2 separate regions of the Mus musculus genome follow, and region 1 is linked to region 2. A link is a loop called in an ENCODE intact Hi-C map of the cell type or tissue named here. Cell type or tissue: left cerebral cortex. All regions are shown on one strand. Links, peaks and the distances in the headings refer to the core of each region. The heading gives the core; the rest is flanking DNA.

Region 1 (7,276 bases), core at 1,095-6,094, 67 kb before region 2:
CAAGAGTTGTGAAAAATAAAGGAAGAGGGGTTGGGGTCCTGGGGAAGTCACAATTGAAATTGCCAGCTTAGTGAGTGCTGCTCTCAACATGAGGGGGAGAGCTTGTAGCTCTGGCCCATGCTGTAAATGTCTAGATAAAACTGTGTGTGTTCTTCCTTCTCCCTCTGTCCAGTGCTTTGACTGCGATAATGCATTTGGAATAACTACTAGTTGAACAGAATCGTTTGGTGGGCACTGTGAAGTTTTTATTCTGTTTTTAGTTTCTTCCTGGTTATTTTCCTCCAGCAACACGCTCCATGCAACCCCAGCACTCCCCGAGTCACTATAGACATGGGCTCTTTCAACACTGCTCGGGACCTGAGCCCTCATGAGATGCTCCAAAGCAGTCTCACTGCAAAGTTGTGTGGGGAAATTTGGGCAACACGGGGAATACAGTCTTGGGGTTCAGCAGCACAACCTGATGCTTTGTATAACTCCTTTGGAAGCATTGTTACAGTGTGTGTGGGTGTGGGTGGGGGCTTTGTCAGCACTGCTCTTGTAAATACTTAATAAGCAGCTTTCTAGGGCAAGGGGGAGATGAGGAACTGTAGGCTTTCCCATTACAGGGTAGAAACACTCTACAGATGTGATAGCACCCAGTGTGGACTTGTAACACAGCAGCACACCCTGGGGCTACACCTCCATCACGCTGATAGAACAGGTGTAAGGAACTTCAAAAGTACGAGTGGTAGCAAAATAGACAGAAAGAATTAAGACTCACTCTGGTGGCTGGAGTGATAGCTCGGTGGTTAAAGGGGCATCCCATGCCTTCTTGTGGCCCTCTGTGGACAACTGCACACATACACATACACACACACACACACACACACACACACACACATGAAGCACATACGCTCACACACTCATAAGTATAAAGTAAAAATAATTTTAAAATATTTAGGAAGTGGTGAACTTTAATATAATCTAGCTACGTTTAAGTGGCTTTTAATAACGTCCGTGTTTAGCAGACAGTTTGTATACATTCTGAACACGTACCCATTGTCTCCTGTGATGGTACTTGCCTGTCACTGCTCCGGAACCTTCTCAGCTGCGACAAGAATGAGCTTTCACCATGAACATTGGACACAGGACGTTCAGACATCTTCATTTCGTCCTTGTCATCTCCTTGCTCACACCTTCCCACGCCTCTCTTACAGCGCTGTCACACAGCTTCTCTGTCTTCTGTGGTAAGTGAGGGTTGTAAGGACGTTGTAAAAATGTCCTCTGAGTTGGTGCCACCTGCACTAGGTAAATGTTTCTATTCTTTAGTGACAACCTAAGGCTTATTCTTGTCCCTGGATTCTCACATTGCTCCGTGTCATGTGGCTGTTCTCAGCTCTAGGACTTGAGCTGGAGCCTACCCGGCACTTCTCCTGCTTTCGTGCCTGCGTGTAGGCCCAGCACTAAGACACCAGTTCTCTCATTGGGTCCCTAGAGTGACCCTGATAGATGAGTCTTGACATTTCACCATTACAGAGGAGGAAACTGTGCCCTAGAGGGAAGTCACTGCGCACAGCTCAAACTACCTGTCTTCACTCTTTGACAGCTAGCATGCAGGCTCGGCCTGTGCCACCCCTCAGCTGGCTGCTGTAGTTGTAGTCGGAATCTTCTCATCTCAGAAAGGATTTGCAGATCTATTCTGGGGAAACCCCATCATAAAATCTCAGCACAGTGATATTCAGGTGTAAGGATAAGGCGGGAGCTGGGGCCAGCTGAGAGCAACCAGCATCTAGGCTCATCGCTCCTGAAGAAGGCACACGTGGATATAAGGTTAGTTTATTCCTGGGGGTGGACTCTCCAACCCCGTTCCCTTATACCCATCTCTACTGGAGCTGACTTTCTGGATCCTGACGGGGAAAGGCCAAAAGGAGGCAAGCTCAGTCCTTCACAGCACAGACTGAAAACAGCTACAGGCAGATGACCCAGGGGTATTGCAACTGAGCAGCAGATGCGTCCCTGGAAAATTCTTTGAAGGGAAGCCAGTTTGTTGTGGTCCAGATGCTCAGGGCCAGGCAGAAGGAGGAGGCTGAGAGAGAGAGAGAGAGAGAGAGAGAGAGAGAGAGAGAGAGAGAGAATGCAAGGTTGCAGTATCAGAGCAATCTGTTCTCTAGAACACCAGGATTCAAATGTAAGTGCTCCTTACCCTGTAACACTATGGCCTTGAGTGAGCCACTGGGCCTTTGAGTTGTTTTCTGTTCTGTAGAAAGGGGAAGAGAGGGAGAAAGAATGATAGTGGCTATCTATGTGCTAGACAGTAACTCATGTGTACTTAATATTATCTGTGAGGTACTTCCTGTGAAAGACTGAGCCCATCATGAGAACACTGTGGTCAATATGCAATAAAAAAAATGGCAGCTGTTGTTGCATTAATCCTCTTAACAATTGCAAGATTACTAGAAACAGTGGAAGTAGTTATCATTTCTGGCATCTCCTCTGCTTTCTGGAAGCCAGACATTGCTCTAAGTGCTTTGACGTGAATTAACTCACGTAATTTTTCTACCTGTCCCATGAGGTTGGTCTATGCTTAACCTTGCTTGATGAATGAGAAAATTGAAGGCAATTAAATAGATTGTTCAAGGACACCCGGCTAGAAAGTGACACAGGTCTACTGCTTTTGTTCACTTTAGAAGGAGATCCTGAAGGCAGAGACGCTGAGCAGCGTGCCCAGGGTGTGAGTAGGCAGAACTCTCCCGTGGGTTTTGGTAACAGACAAAATGATATCACGCACGCTAAACAGCCTTCCTGAGCTATTGTTTGGATGGAGGCTTTAGCCAGGAGGTGAATAAGCTTTGCGTGTTTCCTCTAGTTAAGATGTGCCATCTGGCTTAAGACCTGGAGTCTTTTAGGAAGTCTTATTTGGACTTGGCTTGTCATTTGGGTGGGCATTAGAGGCCGGTTGCGTGTAAAGGTCCTGCACTCGTCGTTCTCTCGGGACAGTGTAGGAGCAGTGCTTGCTGGAGAGCTGCTGGGCTAAGAGGCTTGTGAGGCCGCCACTTGGCAGCTGGCCACCATCATGTGCAGCTGGGTTACTGCCGGTCACCGTTCAGCCTTCCAGACACACTTGTGTCTTCAGTGGCTGGATCTTGACTAGCATCGGGAACAGCAGGCGGCAGCAAGGCACGGGAGAGGAGGCCTAAGACCTCTCACAGAGGGGGGCAATCTAAACACCAGAGAGCTGCTTTCTGCTCCCTTTGCCCAGCGCTTTATAGCATATCGCCTCTTCTATGGGGCTCCTCAAGAACTGTATTCCAGAAATTCCTGGAAATGTGTCCTCTTCAGGTATGGGTGGTCTTTGTGAAGGCCATAAGGAGCCCTAGAACCTAGATGTCTTTGAGGGCAAGTCACTGTCGTGTGCCTTTAGAACTGTCTTTATATCATTTTGGGAGCCCTCCTGGTCGGGGCAGCTGACAGCCTGGTTTCCTGTGCCAGCACACGCAGTACCAGGACAGGTGTTGTATTGGCCTATTTCCTGAGGGAAGCTCACACTCAGGTTTTGGGTTGGAAGCTAGATATCAATGCACAGAGGGCGTGTGTGTGTGTGTGTGTGTGTGTGTGTGTGTTTGTATGTGTGTAGTACACACATGCAGACACACATGTACAAGTGTGTTTACATGCATGTGTGGGGCCTACAAGAAAGGGATTTCAGAGAAAAGGAGCAGAGACAATCTGGTCTGGGAAGGCACCCAGGGCCCGGGCTGTCTTTCCCACCACTGTGGCAGGAAAGTGCTGGACTTTACCCCACATGGATATGGTCATGACTCTTTACTCTCATATTCTGGTTCAGGAGGCGGTGTTTACATCTTACCATCTTACTGGACTCTTCCTGTGAGGCTCCTCACATCCCTTTAAGAAGAGCAGCATTTCCCTCGTGTGAAATGTAGAGGTGAGCTCGGCTTCCTGTTTGCCGGGAGTATCTAAAGCAGCGGTTCTTACCCTGTGGGTTGAGACCCTCAGAGGGGTCGCATCTCAGATGATATCCTGCAGTCAGAGATCCTGCACATCAGAGACCCTGCATATCAGAGATCCTGCACATCAGAGATCCTGCACATCAGATATCCTGCAATCAGAGATCCTGCACATCAGAGATCCTGCAATCAGAGATCCTGCAATCAGAGACCCTGCACATCAGAGATCCTGCAATCAGAGATCCTGCAATCAGAGACCCTGCACATCAGAGATCCTGGTTGATGCTTACCACAATGCCAAAGGAACTGTATTAAAGGGTTGCAGCATTAGGAAGGTTAAAAACCACTGGAAAAAGGCAAATGTCTGAACAATAACTGTTTGTCTCTGAAGGCCACATAGTCCAGTAAAACGTGACATTGACCCATTTCAGATGACTTTGACCCGACTTGTGAAATATTAACCTTGACATTATTGAGGTACAGCACATTCTCCCACTGAGGGCCACTACCCACTCTAACGATACTCTGAATCAATCCAAGTCGAAGAAAACTTGCCCAGAAAAACACACATGCGACTTCCAGGTCCTCCTTGAAAGGAGTCAAGGGAAGATGAAGAATTTTGCTTCTTTCAACCATAAATACTAGTTTCTTTTCCCCAACACGAGATTCTATTATTTGAGAGTAATTTCTGCATGCATCCTCTGAAATCCTTAAAGCCCCTTACTGAAGTTCAGTTTCTCCCCTTTTCATCTCCCTACCAAAGTTGTGGATACCCAATCTCGAATCAGAGAGGGACAAGAATTGCCTGGAGTCACACAGCATCTGGCGGTTCCACGATCCCTCAGTGTTTCTACCTGCTTGTTTGTTTGTTTGTTTTTTTGTTTGTTTTTTTCCCATTTGTGTCCTATCTGGCTGAAGCCCCAGCTGCTGCTGCAGTCTCACTCTCTGTGGGAGGTCACAAGCCACCAGCCATCAGTCCAGTAAGGGAGTGTTCTGTACACATCTAGCTGCAGCTGGCATAGAGCTCAGGGGCGGCTGTCCATCAAGAAGCTGACAAGGGTGGGAGAGGTGCAAACACCATGTCACTGTCCCATCGAGTCACTGCCAGCTCAGAAGGACTTGAGAGATCTGTGCTACTGGCCCCCCAACACCTGCCTGTGTCTCTTCCTGTACTCTATCCGCAGGAGACAGCCATGTCATCCCCTGTTGCACAGTTGAGGGCCAGCTGCAAGCCTATCCTGAGGCCACCTGTGATGCTTATGGTCCATCAGCTTACTGGCACTCACCTCCCACACCAGTCTGTCACCTGCCTTGCCTTTCGCAGCCCGTGTAGCTCCCTAATCAGTGAGCTGCTCTTCAAGGCTAGTCTCCTGGCCTTGTGATTCCTCTCCCAGGGTGTGAACACTCTGCCCTTGCCCTCCAATCTATCTGGCATCGAGAGAATTCTTGCAGCAGTTTTAGAAAAACAAAAATCTATTTGTGTCATGTTTCTTGTTGCTAGGTTGCTTTTCCTCTTCCTCCTGTTCTTTTGCAAATAACAAATGTTTTAGTATTAAAATTTACTAGATTCCTTAAAGTTATGTAACAGATTTGTTTGTCTTATCATCTATATTCTATTTTAAAAGTAGTCATTCTTTTTTTGCAATTTAAATGCACAAAAATATATACAACCTCCCTACCTTTATCAACAAAATGTACCATCTTTATTTTTGAATAGCAAAAGCTTAATGGTATGAACTAAAATGAACAGATTCATTTAACCTGATCGTGTACTTCATTCTTGGCTACCAGATAATTAATTCCCCACATCACTCAAATAACTTGTTTCCCTCCAGTCTGGAAAAAATCTGTGGTTGACTATGAAGAGAGTTGCAGTTTGGTGACAGCTGCTAAAATTTATGAACTTCATAAACTTCAGGGTTTAAAAGACAAAATTGAGGGCTAAGGGTATGACTTAGTGGGTAGAAGTTCTTGCTGGGCAGGTGTGAGGCCCCAAGTTCAAATCTCCTGACTTCATGTAAGAGGTAGATGTGTACTGTAAATGCCTGTAGTCCCAGTACTGCTATGGGGAGATGGGAGGCCGAGATGGGAGAATCCCTGGAACTTCATGGGCCAGCATCCACGGCAGAAAAACAACAGAGAGACTCTGCCTCAAAGGAAATAGAAGATGGTTGTCCTCTGACCTCTACAAGGGAAGCTGGAGCAAAGCAAGCTGCTTCCTGTCCTGTTATTGCTCTAAGCTATAGCCACTAGCCTGACGGGAGTAACTCAGGGAGCCCTGAAATCACATTCATGCCCCTAAGATGCTCATGTTCTAGAGAAGGAAGAACCAGGCAGTTCCAGGAGCTATGATGAGGAGACCAGTAGGTGACCCTGTCAGCAGCTGAGGTGAGAAAGGATAAAGGCTGAAACCGGGGAGGAGGGGACAGTCCTGGGTAAGATATACCAGAGAAGGGTGATACTGGAGGTGAAGACAAGATGGCAGTGGGTTTCTTGCTGAAATAATTAGTAAACAGTAGTGTTCCTGATTATACTTATTTTTTGCTTCCTTACTTCTTTTTGAAAACATTGGGATAATTGTATTCTTTAAAAATCTAGACACCCAAGGCTGAACATGGGGATGCACATCTATTATCTTAACACTAGAGATGCTGAGGTAGGCAGAAGATGGGTTTAAGGCCAGCTTAGGTTAAACAGTGAAAGCCCATACCCAAACCAAACCAACACAAAACCCAAACAAACAACCCGCCCCCCCCACAAAAAAAACAAACAAACAAACAAAAAAAAAAACGGCAATAACAAAAACCAAACCAAATCAACCAACCAACCAACCAACCAAGCAAACAAACAAACCAGAATCACGTATGGAGTCTCAAACCTGTAATTTCAGCACTCAGGTGGTTGAGGTAAGAGTATTGCTCTGAGTTTAATGCCATTCTGGGCTACATAGTGAGTTCCAAGTCAGGTTGGACTACAGAGTAAGACCCTTATCAACAACAAAATGTATAATTAACAATAAATAAATAAATCTCCACCAGACAAAACCAACCAACCAACCAACCAACCAAAACCCCAGATATTTTAGTTTACACATTTAATCCAGCTCAGAGAATTCTCTGACTCTTCGCCATATCTAACCTATGAAAAATGTTCCAGCTTCCCTTTTTGCTAAGTCCCAGACACAGGACTCCATTAATCAGACTCCCTTAAACAGCTATTAGGATTTTTTTTTGGAGGTTTATGATATCATAAAGGGGTTCCATGAAACCTATTCTGGCAATGATGCTCATGGGGTACACATTCCTACAGTACCAGGACAGGGACATTAGGGA
Region 2 (7,276 bases), core at 1,143-6,142:
ACTATGCTTCCTAAATCATTCTATTCAAAAAAAATCACATGCTAAAATATAGTTCTTAAATAACATATTTATCTATGCTCTGTCTATCCTAACAAACATCTATCATTAGAAAAAAAAAGTTTAACCTTTAAGGAAGAAGAGAGTGGGAGCAAACCCCAGCTATTGGGTAGCTTCTAAGCTAGTTTCTGATTTCAGAAGGCCACCAGAGTCTGTCCGTTCCTCTATGGCTAGAGGCAGTCTTTAGTGTAGCCTCTGGAAGTAATCCTGAAGGCATGGCTTCTGGGCTAGTCTCAAGTTACCCTGTACTCTAGTTCCTGCGTTGAGATCCTGCTGTGTGGGCTTCAATCTCACCTAGACAAACTGTTCTCTTACCTGAGTTCTGGCACCACACTCCACCCTGGATTAACCCCTGGTGACCAAATCCTCTCCCCTTGCCAAGTGCTCTAGAGTTAAGCTACACCCCCATGCTTAGAACCTTCCCTCAAGGCAGGTCTATGCTAACTGCGTCCGCTGGTGGCTCCTGACCCCAGTAGCATTCTGTGGTCCCTTCAAGGCTCCCTCTTATTTCCTACCCCTTTGTAACAAACTGTGCAGGGGAGATGAGGGGGTGTCTTTGCAACAACCTTCATGGCCTGCAGAGTCTGAAGAGCTCCCAGTCCCTAAAGGGCAAGGAGGTAGCTTGACTCAACATTGCTAAATATCATGTCATTGGTTCAAACTGCAGAATTCTGACCCTAAGTAATTTATTTTAGGCATATGTAAATCTCTTTGAGGAACAAAATAAGCTAAATACAGATCAAAGAGGACTACATGGAAACTCCTTGTGAAATACATGTGTCATCTTCCATAAAGTAGGTTTTATAGATTGACTGCATGTGACACCTTCCATCAATATAGGTTCTACCGATTGACTAAGAAAAGCAAGGCTAAGGGTCTGGGGGAGGGATATGGTGTACGTGCACTACAAATAGTGCAAAGGTGACCAGGCTAGAACATGCACGCCTGCTCCCAGCCTTCTGGGCAGATGACGAGTATTGCATTCCTTGCCTTGAAGGAACAACTCTATGTGCTAACGTTTTGGGCGTATCTGTGAGCACAAGGAGCAATTCTGAATAAGTCCCTCTGGTGTTGGAGCCTCTGCCTTCCCCCTCTGAATAGGCTCGCTTGAGGTCTGGAGATTCCCAGTTCTGATATCAGGATGCTGATGTCTGTGGTCAGGCACGTTAGTCCTAAGTCATTCAAGAGAAGACTGACATTTAAGAGAGTTATTTGAGCAGGCCGAATTAACCGCTTGGACAAGGAATGTTTGGTCTTCAAAATCAAGGGTTTTCTTTTGTTGTTTTTCTTGAGATATCTCTGCTTGGATTTTATGGAATCACAGAGTGTTCCAGATAGCTTTATGTCAGCTCAGCACAAGCTAAAGTCTTCTAAGAGGAGGGAACCTCAATCAGGAAAATGTTTTCATAGCATCAGGCTTCAGGTTAGCCTATAGGGAGGTTTCTTAATTTGTGATAAATGGGGGAGAGCTCAGCCCATGGTGGGTGGGGCCAACTCTGGGCTGGTGGCCCTGGGTTCTATAAGAAAGCAGGCTGAGTAAGGAGCCTCCCTCAATGGCCTCTGCATCAGCTCCTGCCTCCGAGTTCCTCTCCTCTTCGAGTTCCTGTCCTGGCTTCCCTCAGTCATGGACTACAATGCGGAAGTGTAAATCCTTTCTTTCCCTACTTGATTTTTGGTCATGGTGTCTCATCACAGCAATAGAAACCCTAACAAAGACGCAGAGCAACTCAGTACTATAGGTACAACTCAACCCATGTGATGTTTTGGGAGTTCTGGAAACCACTGTGACCACACATTAAATTATAGGTGAAGCTGTAAGCAGCCCTCTGCTCTCCTGACACATGACTTCTCTCCACAACCCACAGAGAAATGACCTTATGATCATTAACTTGTTTGAATCATCGGGATTCGTTGAGAGGCTGTAGTATCAGCTAAAAACATTACCCCTCCTCCCTAGAAAAAAAAGGTATATTCAAATTTTCCATGTTTCAAGGTAAGAAACCCTGCCTTTGGTTCACACCCAAAACCACCTCCCAGATTTCACCGGCAGCAGTTCTGTAGTGCAATAGTTTTCCTTGCCTTCCAAATGTGCAGCCAAATGATTTCTGGCTGTTCCCAAATATCAAATCCCCGAAGGAACAAGACGTTCCAGTGCAGAAGAGGTCCAAAGGAATGTGCAGTGCACTCAAAAGGCATTTTTACAGAGAGTGGTCCACAGACATTTCAGGAGAGCCAGGGACTCTGTACAGTCTGCTTTCACCAGGTGAGCGCCAGGGAGACAGGAGCATTTTGTGCCCATACCTGCAGATCAAATAACCAGCCCCCTTTCCTCTCAGACAGAACTCATGTGGGAGCTCTGGGGTGACAACTTCTTATTAGTTGATTAAAAGCTCAACAGAGATCCCCTCATAACAAATACTGCTTTTCTGCACACCCTCTTCTACGCAGCTCTGTATGCCTTGCCCCTCGATTTTGTATGATCTACACCTCTGTTTTCATCTCTCCTTCTCCTGACCCACACTGGTGCAACCTGAAGAGCAGATAGAGGATTCCTGCACTTTGTTTTTTGTTGTTGTTTGAGACGGATTCTCACTAGGAGGCCCTGGCTGGCCTGGAACTCATGATAATAGAGCAGGCTAACTTAGAACTCATAGAGATCTATTATTTGCCTGCCTTCCCAGTGCTGAGGTTAGAGACATGGGCAACAAGGCCAGGGGATTTCATCACTTATATGCCTATTTGACATTTGTGTTAGCATTGCTGATGCAAGGAATAACAGCACTACATTTGCAGAATGGGAGATTGCAAATACACAGACAGTGTGGCTCACTCTTCTCTCTGAGAAATGAAGGGCACTTTAGAGCATAACCTGGTCACTCCCTTAGCTAAAATCTAATGCTTCTCTTTCCAGAGTCCAGCACAACGTGTTTGCTCAGTCTTAAGCATGTCTCCAAGCAACATCCTCTGTATTTGCTGGAAGGAGATTCACTCACTGAAAGGCAATTGCTCACTACTTTAAGAGCGGCTGTGGTCTGGACTGGCTATTCAGAAAGGCAGTCAACATCAGGTGCAGCCTTGGTCCCCTTTAGCTCTGTCTACTTTGATATGATGGAAAAGCAGATTTGTAACTCCTACAACTTTCAGTTTGGCGGTTCTGCCACTGACTACAGTCATAGATTCTCACCCGCTCTTTTGCATAACAATTGCCACCTCAAAGAACACAGGAAAGCTATGAGAGGCCCTTTAAGAATTAAAGACATCTAATCTATGCATTTACTTATCTATCATGTATGCGCATCGCTTGCGTTCCTTCCAAACACTTTCTAAGCTTCAGGTATCCAAGCTTCTATCTGGCTGGCTCCAGCTTTGCAAGACGAGGAAGAGCAGCAGTAGCAACGCCTGTACAGCCCGTGCCTTTTGCTGCCTGGAATGACCTGAAGCTGGCAAGGAGAGACAGTTTGAATTCCAGGCAGGCTAAAAGGCCTTGGCTGAAGAGCTGAGGATTTCACAACGCCGCAGGGAAAGCCTTTCCATAAAGAGATGAAGGGATATGGAAAAAACTGCAATTCTGCAAATTGGGAACAACTAGAAGGTGGAAGTGTCCTAGAAGTCCAGATGGGGTCCTAACGTGACCGTCTGCCTTCCTCGGTTTCCGTCACAACCTGCAAACCACACTATCACAAACTGTTACTATATACAGGGCCTAAGTCCCCTTCATCCCAGCTCTAGGGGAGTCAGAGGCTGTGTTGTCTACCTTCACGCGCATGCGCGCCTTCCAGATACTTTCTAAGCAGCAGCAGCAGCAGCGCCCAGATCCGGTGATTAAAGAAAATTCCTCTCATCTTATACCTTGAAATGATCAATGCGTAATCTGAAGCGGTCTCAGAGTCTGTGGTCTGTTAAGAGTCAATGAAATGGAAGGAGAGGACGAGTCAAGACTTGCTAGGGTCTGGAACTACAACTTCCAGCAGACACCGCGCTTTGTGTTTGGCTTTCTGGTGGGCGTGTCCAAGGCCTAGGACGCTTAAAGCGGCGAGACCTCTTGGGGCCAGATCTCTGCAGAGCTAGCCAGCTGGAGTGTTCCAGCCACAGGAGGCCTGCGAGCAGAATCCTTTTAGATCTGCTGTTGTCAATGAACTAGCAGTCAGTTCATTAGAAAGGACACCGGTTAAGCATTCCAAGCCTGTTTTGAAGTTCATCAGCTCTTTCTCTAGCTCTAGCTCCACAAATCCTAAGTTGTCCATTCAACAAATAAAAAACTTAGAAAATACCATCTGTAAAACCTGTTGTGTCAACACAATTGTTTTTCTGTTACTGGTATCCATAGGCAGTACTTAGTGTCCCACTTATTAAGACTCAGCGTGACCCACAAGGAATTCTTTAAAGAGAACCAGTGGATAAAGTAAAAACTTGATTTAAAATTTTGCTTTCGTTTTCTACTTCTTCTAATGGAGTGTCTTTAAAACATAGCATGCCTTCAAAGTGCATATTTTTAAAAAATGATTTACATTGTGACATACTCTTCAAATAGAACGCTTTCAAATACTGCTTTGCTTTTTCTTACAGGAAGACAACAACAAAAATGTTCTCTGGTAGCATAGTCTAGAACATCGGTTCTCAACCTGGGGGTCACAACCCTGCCCCCACACCTACCCCCACCCACACCCCAGACCTTTTCATAGAGGTCTCATATCAGGTATCCTGCATATTTACAATACTATGCATAGCACCAGCAACATTACAGTTATGAAGTAGTAACGAAATAATTTTATGATTGAGGGTCACCACTACATGAACAACTAGATTAAAGGGTCACAACATCAGGAAGGTTGGAAACCACTGTTCTAGAAGGTGCCATTGGTTCTAACAAAGCAATGACAGTGGTTTCCTTGAGCTGGGTAGTTACTCTGATCAGATTCTTCTTGGCATCTTATTGGTTCAAGGCACTGAAAGTGAAGACGTCCCCAACTCTCTTCCCACCCCAGCTCCTAACTAACCCTGAGTTCTTATTGGCACTAATAAACAACCTCTCCCTGCTGCCAACTCTCCCTTTTTTAAATTTTGCAAACAAATAGAATGTAAGGACCTCTAAGGGAACCAATTTCGGACCTGAATGCAAAATAGTTTTAGAATTAGGTTTTCCCCTTTGCTTCTGGATTTGTCTGCTTGATGCCTCTGTGTGCATTTGTTCTGTTCAGTGTGACCTTTGTGAATAATATGAAATTGGCCAACTGTGCCCAAAATTAATACGATGTATAATTTATTATTTATTCCTTTTGTGCAGTAGCCCAGCAATAGGCACTCTGAAAAATGGAAATAACAGTTGATGTATAGTGATTTTGGAGATGACTGGAATGGCCGTTGTGCCCAGAACAAACCCTCCATACATTCTGAATCAGGAGACAGCAAGACTCATGATATTTGGAAACACTTAGACTCTCACAAAATTCTTATTTATTCTCCTTATAGTCACAGACAGAGCCAGTTTTCTGGCCATCAACATTTCTATTAAATATTCATTTTTATCCAATCCCAACCACCACAGCAAAATAAGAATGTAAGATGAAAGAGAATGTTGGTGTGGATGGGAAAGCTGCAAAGAAACTCACACCAGGTACACTCTGAGAAGAAACTCACACCAGGTGCACTCTGAGAAAAAGGCAGCTGGTGAGGGGATGGAAGCGCAACTCTTCATTTTTCCTTTATCACCAACAGTCAAAGACATACATTAACTGGCCAAGAGGCACAACTTATAGTAGAGCAAAAAATCATTAGGAATGCAGAATAAATCTTTTAAAACAACCTTTATAGAAGGTGCCATAAAGCTTTACTGAAAATCATTAAGAAAGCATTTAAACCAATTGAAGAATACATTGTTTCTGAATGAAGGGGCTACATTTTACATGGCTTTATAATTTGACATCTGCCCATGCCCTGCAACCTGTCTTAAATGGTAACAGTGGCACCTGTGTGTGTCCACATCAGGCCTATCTTGCAACACATAGATCTATGTCTTCAGATGCACATTTTTAAGTGAGTGAGCTAGGAGTCCTCTGAGATAGCTTGTAGTCAGACAATATGGTATTGTTCCTAGTGGGTAGGGGGAGGACAGAGCTGGGATGTGTGCTGTGGGAACTTACATGGGGGTAGATCCTCTGGAAGAGGTAAACTGCTTAGTCAAGGGTGTTAAACACTTGAAAACGTCCCTTTCCCTGTTCCTGCTCTTTCTTTTTTCCTTTTGAACACGGTCTTTCTTTATAGTCCAGGCACTCTTTGAATTTGCTGAGTTCAGGCTGTCCTGGAACTCACGATCATCTAGCTTCAGCCTCAGGAATCCTGGGATTGCAGGTGTGTACCATGCCTGGCCAGTGGGGTTCGTTTTGTTTTGACCACCAAACAATACCCCTAGCCTTGAAGGCATTTGTGAAAAAAGCCATATAAGGTTCATATTATGAAGGAAAAGAGAAGTGGACCCGACCACCCGGATAAAGAGCAAGTATTTAAACAAATAACATAGGATACACAAAACAGGAGTCAAATTCAAGGCCCAGGATGGGAAGGCATGTACGACACAAGAGGGACTTAAGTTACTAGCCAGTAAAATAATAATAAATGATGCAATGTAATACCGCAGTTTAAAATACCAGATATGACATGGTAATTCCCAGAAGATGAAAACTGAAGGTTAATAAGAAAAATCTCAGTCTCATGAATAATCAAGGAAGTGCCACTCAAAACAACAATGAGACACTGTTTCTTACTTACCTGATTTTGGAACATTTTAGGAGGCCCATAGTAGTCAGTGGTGCTGAGCAGCAGAGATTCTCACATACTGCTAATGCCAGTGAAAAGTCAGCTGGGCAGACCATGATGAAAGCACAGACTATGGAGCAAGTCCACCCTGGACACTCAATCCGGGAGTCTCTCATATGTATGCATACAGGGTCATGTCAAAGCCCACGTGACAGCAACGATACTAGCCTAAAACGGAAAAGAACGACAAGGTCCCTCAAAAGTGTGGATAACTGATTGACCCAGTCAGCGGAACACTACAAAATAGTAACAACCAACAAGGCTGTCACTTGTATACATCTCAAAAGCAGTCTCTGCAACAAGTTCAAGGTACAAATTGACATGCCAATGACAGTGCAGTTCTGCTTAAAGTTTGAAGTCTATAAACCCACAGCTACTGACTTTCCTATGTAGAGGAAGCATTCAA

The links. Hi-C counts contacts between places; a loop is a spot of excess contacts. Peaks named below come from ENCODE experiments on the same cell type or tissue, not always from the same donor. Only the 100,000 strongest peaks of a DNase experiment are listed, where the experiment ranks them.
Region 1: it touches region 2 in a loop (3-fold over the local background); 3 of 42 quality-filtered maps call a loop at or near these places.

The regions. Positions count from the first base shown.
Region 1 is chr4:53,259,782-53,267,057 of GRCm38, reverse strand. Mexis (macrophage expressed LXRa(NR1H3)-dependent amplifier of Abca1 transcription lncRNA) reads left to right here. Exons shown (of 2, transcript NR_033139.1): 2 at 3,824-5,702. Among named protein-coding and RNA genes, the nearest start is that of Mexis, 6.8 kb to the left of the region's middle. In left cerebral cortex, for the core only: a CTCF peak has its summit at 3,131 (motif pointing right); DNase peaks (open chromatin) are centred at 1,203 and 3,044.
Region 2 is chr4:53,192,949-53,200,224 of GRCm38, reverse strand. No RefSeq gene overlaps it. Among named protein-coding and RNA genes, the nearest start is that of Lexis1, 22 kb to the left of the region's middle. In left cerebral cortex, for the core only: a CTCF peak has its summit at 4,167; DNase peaks (open chromatin) are centred at 3,852 and 4,004; H3K4me3 peaks cover 1,211 bases; H3K27ac peaks cover 1,904 bases.